Linked DNA regions of Homo sapiens: region 2 is linked to region 1. A link is a loop called in an ENCODE intact Hi-C map of the cell type or tissue named here. Cell type or tissue: endothelial cell of umbilical vein. All regions are shown on one strand. Links, peaks and the distances in the headings refer to the core of each region. The heading gives the core; the rest is flanking DNA.

What was found. A loop is a pair of places that touch in the nucleus more often than their neighbours do. Peaks named below come from ENCODE experiments on the same cell type or tissue, not always from the same donor. Only the 100,000 strongest peaks of a DNase experiment are listed, where the experiment ranks them.
Region 2: a loop joins it to region 1, with 6 times the contacts of the local background. A loop is called at or near these places in 31 of 110 quality-filtered maps.

Annotation. Positions count from the first base shown.
Region 1 is chr14:30,977,896-30,983,275 of GRCh38, reverse strand. The region is part of intron 1 of STRN3 (striatin 3); the gene reads left to right. Among named protein-coding and RNA genes, the nearest start is that of MIR624, 34 kb to the left of the region's middle. In endothelial cell of umbilical vein, for the core only: a CTCF peak has its summit at 2,953 (motif pointing left); a DNase peak (open chromatin) is centred at 2,955.
Region 2 is chr14:31,036,320-31,041,699 of GRCh38, reverse strand. All of the region lies in intron 1 of AP4S1 (adaptor related protein complex 4 subunit sigma 1), which reads right to left. Among named protein-coding and RNA genes, the nearest start is that of STRN3, 13 kb to the right of the region's middle. In endothelial cell of umbilical vein, for the core only: no CTCF peak of the experiment used is centred there; a DNase peak (open chromatin) is centred at 2,999; H3K27ac peaks cover 903 bases.

The DNA.
Region 1 (5,380 bases), core at 245-5,244:
CCACTGCACCCGGCCTGCCTTATGTTAAGGTAATTTCATTTTTTGTAGATGAAGTAAGTTCTTCCAAGCTTGAGGTATTATAAGAGATTGCACACATATGGTCATTTCCATATTTTACAGTTGAGAAAACCAAGAACTTTATGACTTCATTTATTCAGCAACAAAAATTTGCCAAATATTTATTGAGTCTTTACATATGCCAGACAGTGTTCTGGATAGTAAGAATATATCAGTGAACAAAAGACAAAAAATTTCTAATTTTATGGAGCATTTTGGTAGCATTTTTCTAATTTATTTTTAGTTTTTAAGTTTTAACTTTTATTATAGATTAAAGGGTACATGTGTAGGTTTATTATTACATGGGTAAATTGTGTGATGCTGAGGCTTGGGGTCCCAATGATCTCATCACCCAGGCAATAAGCACAGTACCCAACAGGTACTATGATCGGCACCACTGCACTCCATCTGGGCAACATAACGAGACTGTATCTAAAATTAAAAAAAGTAAAAAAATAAAGTACCATTAAAATAGCTCATAGTTTCCTACCTCAAGGGGGTAAACTTCCTCTTTTTATGGAAAAGGGGCTTATCTGTGGCTTAATGCTTGCAAATACCACGTGAATGTGAAATTATTGGAATACAGTTACCAGTTAAAAATTATCTATTGGCCAGACACAGTGGCTGACGCCTGTAATCCCACCACTTCGGGATGCCGAGACGGGCAGATCACTTGAGGCCAAGAGTTCGGCACCAGCCTTGCCAACATCATGAAACCCTGTTTCTACTAAAAATACAAAAAAATTAGCCGGGAGTGGTGGTGTGTGCCTGTAGTCCCAGCTACTTGGGAGGCTGAGGCAGGAGAATTGCTTGAACCCGGGATGCGGAGGTTGCAGTAAGCTGAGATTGCGCCACTGTGCTCCAGCTTAGGCAACAGAGTGAGACTCTGTCTAAAAATAAATAAAAATTGAGTATCTCTATTATGCTTTAAACCACCTGTTGCCATGTAAAATGTCATTGAGATCTTTGAGGATGGTGGTGGTATTTTTTATAATTCATTAAACCTTATTTTAGGATCTATTATAAGTAGAAGAGATAAGTTTTATTTGCTTTTGGACATCCTAATTACTGTTTAGTCTTTTTTTTTCCCCTTGGAATTCTTTTTTTTTTTTTTTTTTTTGTGAGACAGAGTCTTGCTCCTCACCCAGGCTGGAGTGCAGTGGCACAATCTTGGCTCACTGCAACCTCCCTGCCTCCCGGGTTCAAGCAGTTCCCCTGCCTCAGCCTCCCAAGTAGCTGGGATTACAGGCACACGCCATCATGCCTGGGCTAATTTTTGTATTTTTAGTAGAGATGGGGTTTCACCATGTTGGCCAGGCTGGTCTCGAACTCCTGACTGCAAGTGATCCATCTACCTTGGCCTCCGAAAGTGCTAGGATTTCAGGCGTGAGCCACCGCACCCAGCCTGGAATTCTTTTATCAATAAAATTGGAAAACGTTATTTTCATGAAAAATTTTATAAGCTCTTGCAAGCAAGTTTTTTGTTTATCCATCCTCTTTGAAAAGACAGAAATTGAGCAGGTACTGGGTAGGTCGGGGACTGGACTGTTTCTGTTATTAGATGATCATACAAAGGTTTTTGTGCCCTGCTTTAGCACACTGAATTATGGGGTGTGTGTGTGTGTGTGTGTGTGTGTGTGTGAATTCTAAGCTACCTTGTGATTCTCATAATTAGCTAGGTTTTGAAACTCTTGTGTGATATGGTTTTTATTTTGTATTTTTTGCTTTATGTAAAATGTCAATGGTTTGCTGACTCTTTAATCTTAAAATTATTTTACATTTGAACCTTGCCTCTAGCCCCAAATATTTAAGTACTTTGAATACACATGAATAATTTTAGTTGACCATTAACAGGTGTGGGTGCCAACATTTCTTAACCTACTGTGTTATTTTAATTTATTTTGAGAGATGGGGTCTTGTTCTGTTGCCCAGGCTGGAGTGCAGTGGTGCAGTCATAGTTCCCTCGGTCTCCAACTCCTGGGCTCCAGTGGTCCTCCCACCTCAGCCTCTCAAGTAGCTGGGATTACAGGTGCACACCGTCATGCCTGGTTAATTTTTAAACTTTTTTTTGTAGAGACAAGATCTTGCTTTGTTGTCCAGGCTGGTCTTGAACGCCTGGCTGGCTTCAGGTGATCCTCCTGCCTGGGCCTCTCAGAGTGTTGGGATTACAGGCATGAGGCACCATGCCTGGACAGAAAACCTACTGTTTTTGAGTAGTGGTGTTATGGATTTATTATTAGTTGCTCTAACCTGAATTCGCCTGTATGTTGCTTCCAAAGCTAAAATATTTAAGTTTTTTTTTTAATTCCTTGGATGTTTGCTTCTGAGTGGTGTTGCAGTTTCTTTAGTAAGTGCTAAAGAATGTCTTAAAATCATTAAATACAACAAAACTCACCTATATCTAGTGTTTGCTTTTAGTTAAAAAAATTTTTTTAAAGAAAACTCTTGCAATAGAACAAATTTTGTGAAGTTATTTGTCAAAGCAAGATACTGTTTTTTAAGAAACATCGCAAAATAGGGCCGGGTGCGGTGGGTCACGCCTGTTATCCCAGCACTTTGGGAGGCCGAGGTGGGCAGATCACAAGGTCAGGAGTTTGAGCCCAGCCAATATGGTGAAACCCCGTCTCTACTAAAAATACAAAGATTAGCTGGGCGTGGTGGCGGGTGCCTGTAATCCCAGCAACTCGGGAGGCTGAGGCAGGAAAACAGCTTGAACCCGGGAGGCAGAGGTTGCAGTGAGCTGAGATTGTGCCACTGCACTCCAGCCTGGGTGACAGAGCAACACTCCATCTCAAAACAAAAAAAAGAAAAAAAAAGAAACAAAGAAACATTGCAGAATAGTAGTTGAACTTTTTAGTTCACTACCAGCAGAATCAAAGTTGAAAGTTTTACGCTGGTGACCTCTAGTGGTCTTGCAGTTAAAAAATTATCTGCTGTCAAGTATCAACAAATATCAAATAATTCTCCCCGCCCCCATACAGAGTCTTGCTCTGTCATCCCAGCTGTAGTGCAATGGTACAATCTCAGCTGACTGCAGCCTCCGCCTCTTGGGCTCAAGCAGTTCTCCTGCCTCAGCCTCCCGAGTAGCTGGGATTATAGGCACACACTATGTCTGGCTAATTTTTGTATTTTTAGTAGAGATGTGATTTCACCATGTTGGCCAGGATGGTCTAGAACCCCTGACCTCGTGATCCGCCCACCTTGGCCTCCCAAGGTGGTTGGGATTACAGGCGTGAGCCACCGCACCTGGCCTGAAATAATTCTTATGTGCATTCACATGCTGATTGTTGAATAAATTCAGATGATATATAAAATGTCCCGCCAGGCATGGTGGCTCACTTCTGTAATCCCAGCACTTTGGGAAGCCAAGGCGGGCAGATTACCTGAGGTCAGGAGTTCAAGACCATCCTGGCCAACATGGTGAAACGCCATCTATACTAAAAATACAAAAATTAGCCGGGTGTGGTGGTGTGCACCTGTAGTCCCAGCTACTCAGGAGGCTGAGGCAGGAGAATTGCTTGAACCCAGGAGGCGGAGGTTTCAGTGAGCCGAGATGGTGCCACTGCACTCCAGCCTGGGCGACAGAGCGAGACTCTATCTCAAAAATAAATAAATAAATAAAAATAAAATGTCGCAAATCAACGAACACCTTTTCCTGTATTCAAAGGAAGAAAAGCTATCCTGAAAATCAGTAGTAATATTTGTTACCCTAAATTATCAACTGAAATTGTATATGGAAACAAGTTTATAAAAATTAATTTTTGCCTGAAGTACACTTCAGATCAAGTAATTAAAAACAAAATTTGTTGAGTTGGGCACATAAAAACAAAATTTTTGGTACCTATTTTATTGAAGCAACTACACAGTCCGTTGCAAAACCTTTTTCTTTGGGCCTAGGTCTTTGACCTTATCTTCACAATAAAAATATACTTTTTAAATGTTTCCTTTTATTTAGATTTTCTTTGATATCTCTCATCAGAGTTTTTTGTAGTTTTCTTCCTGTGCATGTTTTGTTAGCTTTATGCTTAAGGTTTTTGGTGCTAAGGTAAATGGTACTATGTTTTGACTTTCAAAATCTAAATGTTTATTACTATTGCATAGGAAAGTAACAGACTTTTGTTTATTAATCTTGTTTGCTGCAACCTTGCTGTAATTGCCTTTTTTTTTTTTTTTTTTTTTTTTTTTGAGATGGAGTCTCACACTGTTGCCCAGGCTGGAGTGCAGTGGCATGATCTCGGCCCACTTCAACCTCTGCATCATGGGTTCAAACGATTCTCCTGCCTCAGCCTCCTGAGTAGCTGGGACTACAGGCGTGTGCCACCATGCCCAGCTAACTTTTGTATTTTTTAGTAGAGACAGGGTTTCACCATGTTGGCCAGGCTGGTCTCAAACTCCTGAGCTCAAGTGATCTGCCTGCCCTGGCCTCTCAAAGTTCTGGGCTTACAAGCGTTAGCCACCGCACCTAGCTTTATAATTGCTTCTTTGATCCAGGGTTCTTTTTATTGATGTTTTAGGATTTTTAACATAGGCAGTCAGGTCATCCGCAAACAGTTCTATTCCTACCTTCTCAATCTGTATACCTCTTCTTTTCTCATCTCTTGCATTAGCTAGGACTTTGAGTATGATGTTGAATAGGAGTGATGAAAGAGGAGATCCTTGCCTTCTTCCCAGTCTTAGGGGGAAAAGCATCTACTTTTTCATAATTAAATATGATATTTAGCTGTACGTTTTTCATAGATATCCTTTATTAAGTTGAGGGTGTTCCCCTTATTCCTGTTTATTGAGAGTTTTTGTCATGAATGGGTATAAGATTTTGTTCTTTTCTGTATCTATTGATATTTCTTCTTCAGCTTGTTTAACCAATTAATGATGCGTTATATTAACACAGTTTTGAATGTTGAATCAGTCTAGTATGCCTGGAATAAATCCTACTTTGTTGGATTCAGTTTGCTAATATTTTGTTAAGGAGTTTTGCATCTATGCTCATGAGAGATATGTTTGTCGTTTTCCTTTCTTCTAGTACATTTTTCTGGTTTTGGTATTAGGATAATGCTGGCTTCATCACGTGAATTAGTAAGTGTTCCTTTTGCTTCTGTTTTCTGGAAGAGATTGTAGAGAATTGGTATTTCATTCTCAAATGTTTAGTAGAATTCACCCTAGAGCCCATCTGTGCATGATGCTTTTTATTTTTGAAGATTATTAACTTTTGGTTCCATTTCTTTAGTATATATGGATCCATTCACGTCATTTATTGCTCCTTATGTAAGTTTTTGTAGATTGTGTCTTTCAAGGAATTGGTCCACTTCATCTTAGTTATCAAATT
Region 2 (5,380 bases), core at 285-5,284, 58 kb before region 1:
GAAAACTCTTTGTCAAATTTTTGGATTCATAAGAATATCCAATATCTTAATTTTAGAGAAAGGCAGTGGGGACCAGAGATTGTTGTGCCTGGGATGCTCCCAGGAGGTGCTATAGTGATGCTGCAATGAGCCATGATGCATGTGATGTTACAAAGGAGAAACTGCAGAGAACTAGGATTACTACAGATTACTTCCCATTTCTAATAAATGGTGAATCAAGTTTTCCCCTCAAATTAAAAATATTTCAAACCTGTTGGGCATGGTGGCTCATGCCTATAATCCCAGCACTTTGGGAGGCCGAGGCAGGCGGATACCTGAGGTCAGGAGTTTGAGACCAGCCTGGCTAACAAGGTGAAACCCCCTCACTACTAAAAATACAAAAATTAGCTGGGTGTGGTGGCAGGTGCCTGTAATCCCAGCTACTAGGGAGGCTGTGGCAGGAGAACTGCTTGAACTCAGGAGGTGGAGGTTGCAGTGAGCAGAGATTACGCCACTGCACTCCAGCCTGGGTGACACAGTGAGACTCCGTCTCAAAAACAAAAAAATAAACAAACAAACAAAATATTTCAAACCAGATATTCTGGATTCTGATACATTTAATTTGCGTACTTTTTTTTTTTTTTTGAGATGGAGTCTCACTCTGTCACCCAGGCTGGAGCTCAGTGGTGCGATCTCAGCTCACTGTTAGCTCCACCTCCCTGGGTTCACACCATTCTCCTGCCTCAGCCTCCCGAGTAGCTGGGACTTACAGGCACCCGCCACCATGCCTGGCTAATTTTTTGTATTTTTAGTAGAGACGGGGTTTCACCATGTTATGTACATCTTATCTAATTTTTTAAATTCTTATTAGATATCCTGATTCCCAAAGAAAACTGGCCTATCATTTTTCTAGTAGTATATCTGAAAAATTTATAAAGCTTCATGTGGCTCGCAGATCTTGACCTAAAGCCATTTTGGTAAACTGACCAAAAAGTCTCATCAAATTCTGGTCCAAGACACAATTTAAATCCAAATTGTTTTATGATAGTCTCGAAAATTAATAAATACAATAACAAAAGGAAAAAAGACTGTGAAAGACATACAAAGCAAATAGATTTTTCTCATATAGTACATTTTTCTTTTCATTTAATGGGCAGTGATCACCTAACAGCACTGCATTAGGATTCAAATGACAAGTCTGTGAGTGTTCTTAAGGTCGAGTGCAATGTTACAGATTTTAAGTTCAAATCAAACCAAAGGAATTTAGAATTAAAATTTAATTTACCTATGTTTCCTATAGCTTTGTGTTAAGGAAGAAACAAATAAATGAAAGCTTACTAAGATGTGGAGGACTAGCCTGAGCAATATGGCGAAACCCCATCTCAACAAAAAATACAAAAATTAGCCAGGCATGGTGACATCTGCCTACAGTCCCAGCTACTTGGGAGGCTGAGAGGGGAGGATCACCTGAGCCTTGGGAGGTTGAGGTTGCAGCCTGCTGTGACTAGGCCACTGCACTCCAGCCTTGGGGAGGGAACGAGACCCTGTCTCAGGAAAAAAAAAAAAAAAAAAGATGCAGAGTAATTTGACTTTACACAAACTATATCTCTGACAAGTTGACTGGTAGACTATAAGTGAATTTAAGTGCAGTACTGGGATTATGGAGACTGTTTCTGTAAAACAATTGCTCCATAATTTATAAGCAATTAATTTGTTTCAACATTACAAAGTCTTTTACTCTAATGTTCATATTACCTGGGGAAAAATTAATTACCATGTGAATTTTCCCCTAAAAATATACAAGAAAATAATACTGTAAAACTACACCTATTGGCCGGGCGCGGTGGCTCACGCCTGTAATCCCAGCACTTTGGGAGGCCGAGACGGGCGGATCACGAGGTCAGGAGATCGAGACCATCCTGGCTAACACGGTGAAACCCCGTCTCTACTAAAAATACAAAAATTAGCCGGGCATGGTGGCGCGCGCCTGTAGTCCCAGCTACACGGGAGGCTGAGGCAGGAGAATGGCGTGAACCCGGAGAATGGCGTGAACCCGGGAGGCGGAGCTTGCAGTGAGTCGAGATCGCGCCACTGCACTCCAGCCTGGGCGACAGAGCGAAACTCCGTCTCAAAAAAAAAAAAAAAAAACAAAACTACACCTATTGTATTTAAGACCTTCCTAATTAAATACAGTGTTTCTTGAGTTAAAATTAAGTGTTTTTAAAAGCTACATTAGGGCCAGACACAGTGGCTCACGCCTGTGATCTCAGCTCTTTGGGAGGCCGAGGCGGGCAGATCACCTGAGACCAGGAGTTTGAGACCAGCCTGGCCAACATGGCAGAACCTGTCTTTACTAAAAATGCAAAAATTAGCTGGGCATGGTGGCTCACACCTGTAATCCCAGCTATTTGGGAGGCTGAGGCAGGAGAATTGCATGAACCTGGGAGGTGGAGGTTGCAGTGAGCCGAGAGCACGCTACTGCACTCCAGCCTAGGCGACAGAGCGAGACTCCATCTCAAAAAAAAAGTAAAGAAAAAGTAAAAGCTACATTAAGGCTAGGCTCCATGGCTCTTATCTGTAATCCCAGTGCTTTGGGAGGCTGCGGTGGGAGGATCACATGAGCCCAGGAGGTCAAGGCTGCAGTGAGCTGAGATCATGCCACAGATCAAGGCAACAGAGCAAGACCGTCTCAAAAAACCAAACAAGCAAACAATAAAAAAAAAAAAAACCTCTACATTTAAAAAAACAAAAACAAATGAGTCATTAATGCTCCCAATGTTTGATGGTGGTCGTGAAAGACTTCCATTGCTATAACTTGAAAGGCAGTATTACTCACTCTTGGTAATACAATGTGCTAATACCACCCAACTCACCAACTCAGGAACAGAGCATAATAACAATAGGAAGTGCTTACAGTGCTCATTAGGTGCCAGGCATTGTTTTGAATGCTTTAACTATATCTATTTAATCCCCCTCATAGCTCTGTGAGTCAGAGACTTTTTATCTCCACTTTACAGATGTGAAAATTTAATTACTTGCCAAAGGTCACTCAGTGAAATGGTTGAGGAAGACCCAGTTTCATTTAGTATGTGGCTTTCAAGTCTGTGCTCTCACCCAAAGCTCATTACCTCTGGGTTTGCCTCAAGACTAGTTAATTCAGTGATGGCTGTAACAGGACCATGGATGTACAATTTCACTCCCCATTCGCTCGTTTAAATCCAACCTTTTGTACCCTCTATATAAAAGCTTTTCATGGCTAATATGCATGTTTTGCTAGCTTAGATCTTGACCCTGGAGCACACCACAAAAGGTACAATTCTAACAGATTATTTACTTGTAATTGATCTCAACAGGGAGCCTAAAATGTCAAAGAAGTGGCTCAATCAGATAATGTGAAAATTTAGGACAATAAAGTTTAAATTACTATATTCACTATAGTGTGTTTAATATTTGTGATTAGGGCTAATAATACTTCCAAAATTCTTAAGTCTGATTTTCTCTTTTAGAAAGTTGAGCTAATCACTCTTTCCACTTGCAATAAATAAAACATACCAGGCAAATGTTATCCAAGCCAAGTTTACAGAAGTGTATCTGAACTTGGTACCATCCTCATTCAGATCAGTCGTCAGAGTAGAACACAGAGACTTTTCAGGTGGCCTGCTTGGTTGTCCTTAGCCCAGAAGCACTTTATGTTATTTTGAATTTCACAATAAAGTGTAGCAACATGTTACAGCTCTTGCTAAATATGAATTTTGCTTTGTTTTGTTTTGAGACAGGGTCTCCCTCTGTCACCCAGGCCAGAGTATAGTGGTGTGATCATAGCTCACTACACCCTGGAACTCTTGGACTCAAGATCCTCTCATGTCAGTCTTCTGAGTAGCTAAGACTACAGGCAAATGCCAGCCCACCTGGCTAATTTTTTTCTTATTTTTTTGTAGAGACAGGAGTCTCACTGTGTTGCCCAGGCTGGTCTGAGCTCCTGGGCTCAAACAATCCTCCCACCTTGGCCTCCTAAAGTGCTGGGATTACAGGCATGAGCCACTGCATCCAGCTAAAAATGTAAATAAATTTAAATTGTCAGACAAGAGCCTGCCCAACTGTTGCCCAGAGAATATATATACTTAAATTTACACTTCTGTATCTCACAATCTTTGGACTAGTAAAAAATGTCATAATGACTTTAATAGTGGTCGGATGAAAATATTTCAAAAGCAGGGCTACAATATATCACTTTAGGAGAAAGAGCAGGCAATTTAAAATTTAAAAATGCAAGAGTGAAGAGAAGCAAAGAAAGTAGTGGTGATGGCAGCAGCAGATTCTGGGATCTTCCCGAACCTCCTCACAATAACAGTGAAAACAACTAGGATAGCAAAAGAAAACATCTACAGACAACATCTCTACCAAAAACTATGTGAAAAAACATCCCCTGGAACGTTTTTTAGGATGCTAATTAATTGGTGGGGCCAAACTAAGGTAGCAACAAGAACAGGAGGAAGATACAGGGTGGGAGGGAGAGGTTGGGGTGGGAAGGGTGTGTGTGCGTGTGTGTGTGCATGTGTGTAAGGCAAGGCATGTCCTGGCAGAAGTGGAGGTTAGAAAAAGAGGACTTGGCCGGGCGTGGTGGCTGACACCTGTAATCCCAGCACTTTCGGAGGCCGAGGCAGGCAGATCAGAAGGTCAAGAGATCGAGACCATCCTGGCCAAGATGGTGAAACCCTGTCTCTACTAAAAATACAAAAAATTAGCCGGGCATAGTGGCATGCGCCTCTAGTTCCGGCTACTTGGGAGGCTGAGGCAGGAGAATCACTTGAACCTGGGAGGTGGAGGTTACAGGAGCCGAGATTGCACCACTGCACTCCAGCCTGGCGACAGAGCGAGACTCCATCTAAAAGAAAAAAAAGAAAAAGAGGACTTGAGAGCATCACAAGAACCAAGAAACCCAGAAATCACTAAGTCATCACCTAAAAAAGGAGCCCCACTAGAAGTGAGTGTGAAACTAAGAATCACAGTGGGAACTGGAAGGAGGCCTGGTAGGGTCCCTGTTGCCAAGGACTGCAAGGGAATGAGCCTAAAGCTCCCAGAAACACCTGGTGGAATTTCCTTTGCAGGACAGGCCCTTCACTGAGCAAGGTAGAATACAGTATGTATGTTAATAGCTAGCTAGCTAAAGCTGACAATAATAGCTAGGTCAGGCTAATCAAATTTAGTAACATTACTAAAATTCAGATAGCTAGACATTATGTGCCAGCTGGTGTGATGCCACAGGAAGTATGCTGTATCCCCAAATAAGCATTTTTTTGCCAAGAAAATAAAAAATAAACACTTAATAAAAAATATGGGCCAGGTACGGTGGCTCACACCTGTAATCCCAGCACTTTGGGAGGCCAAGGTGGAAAGATTG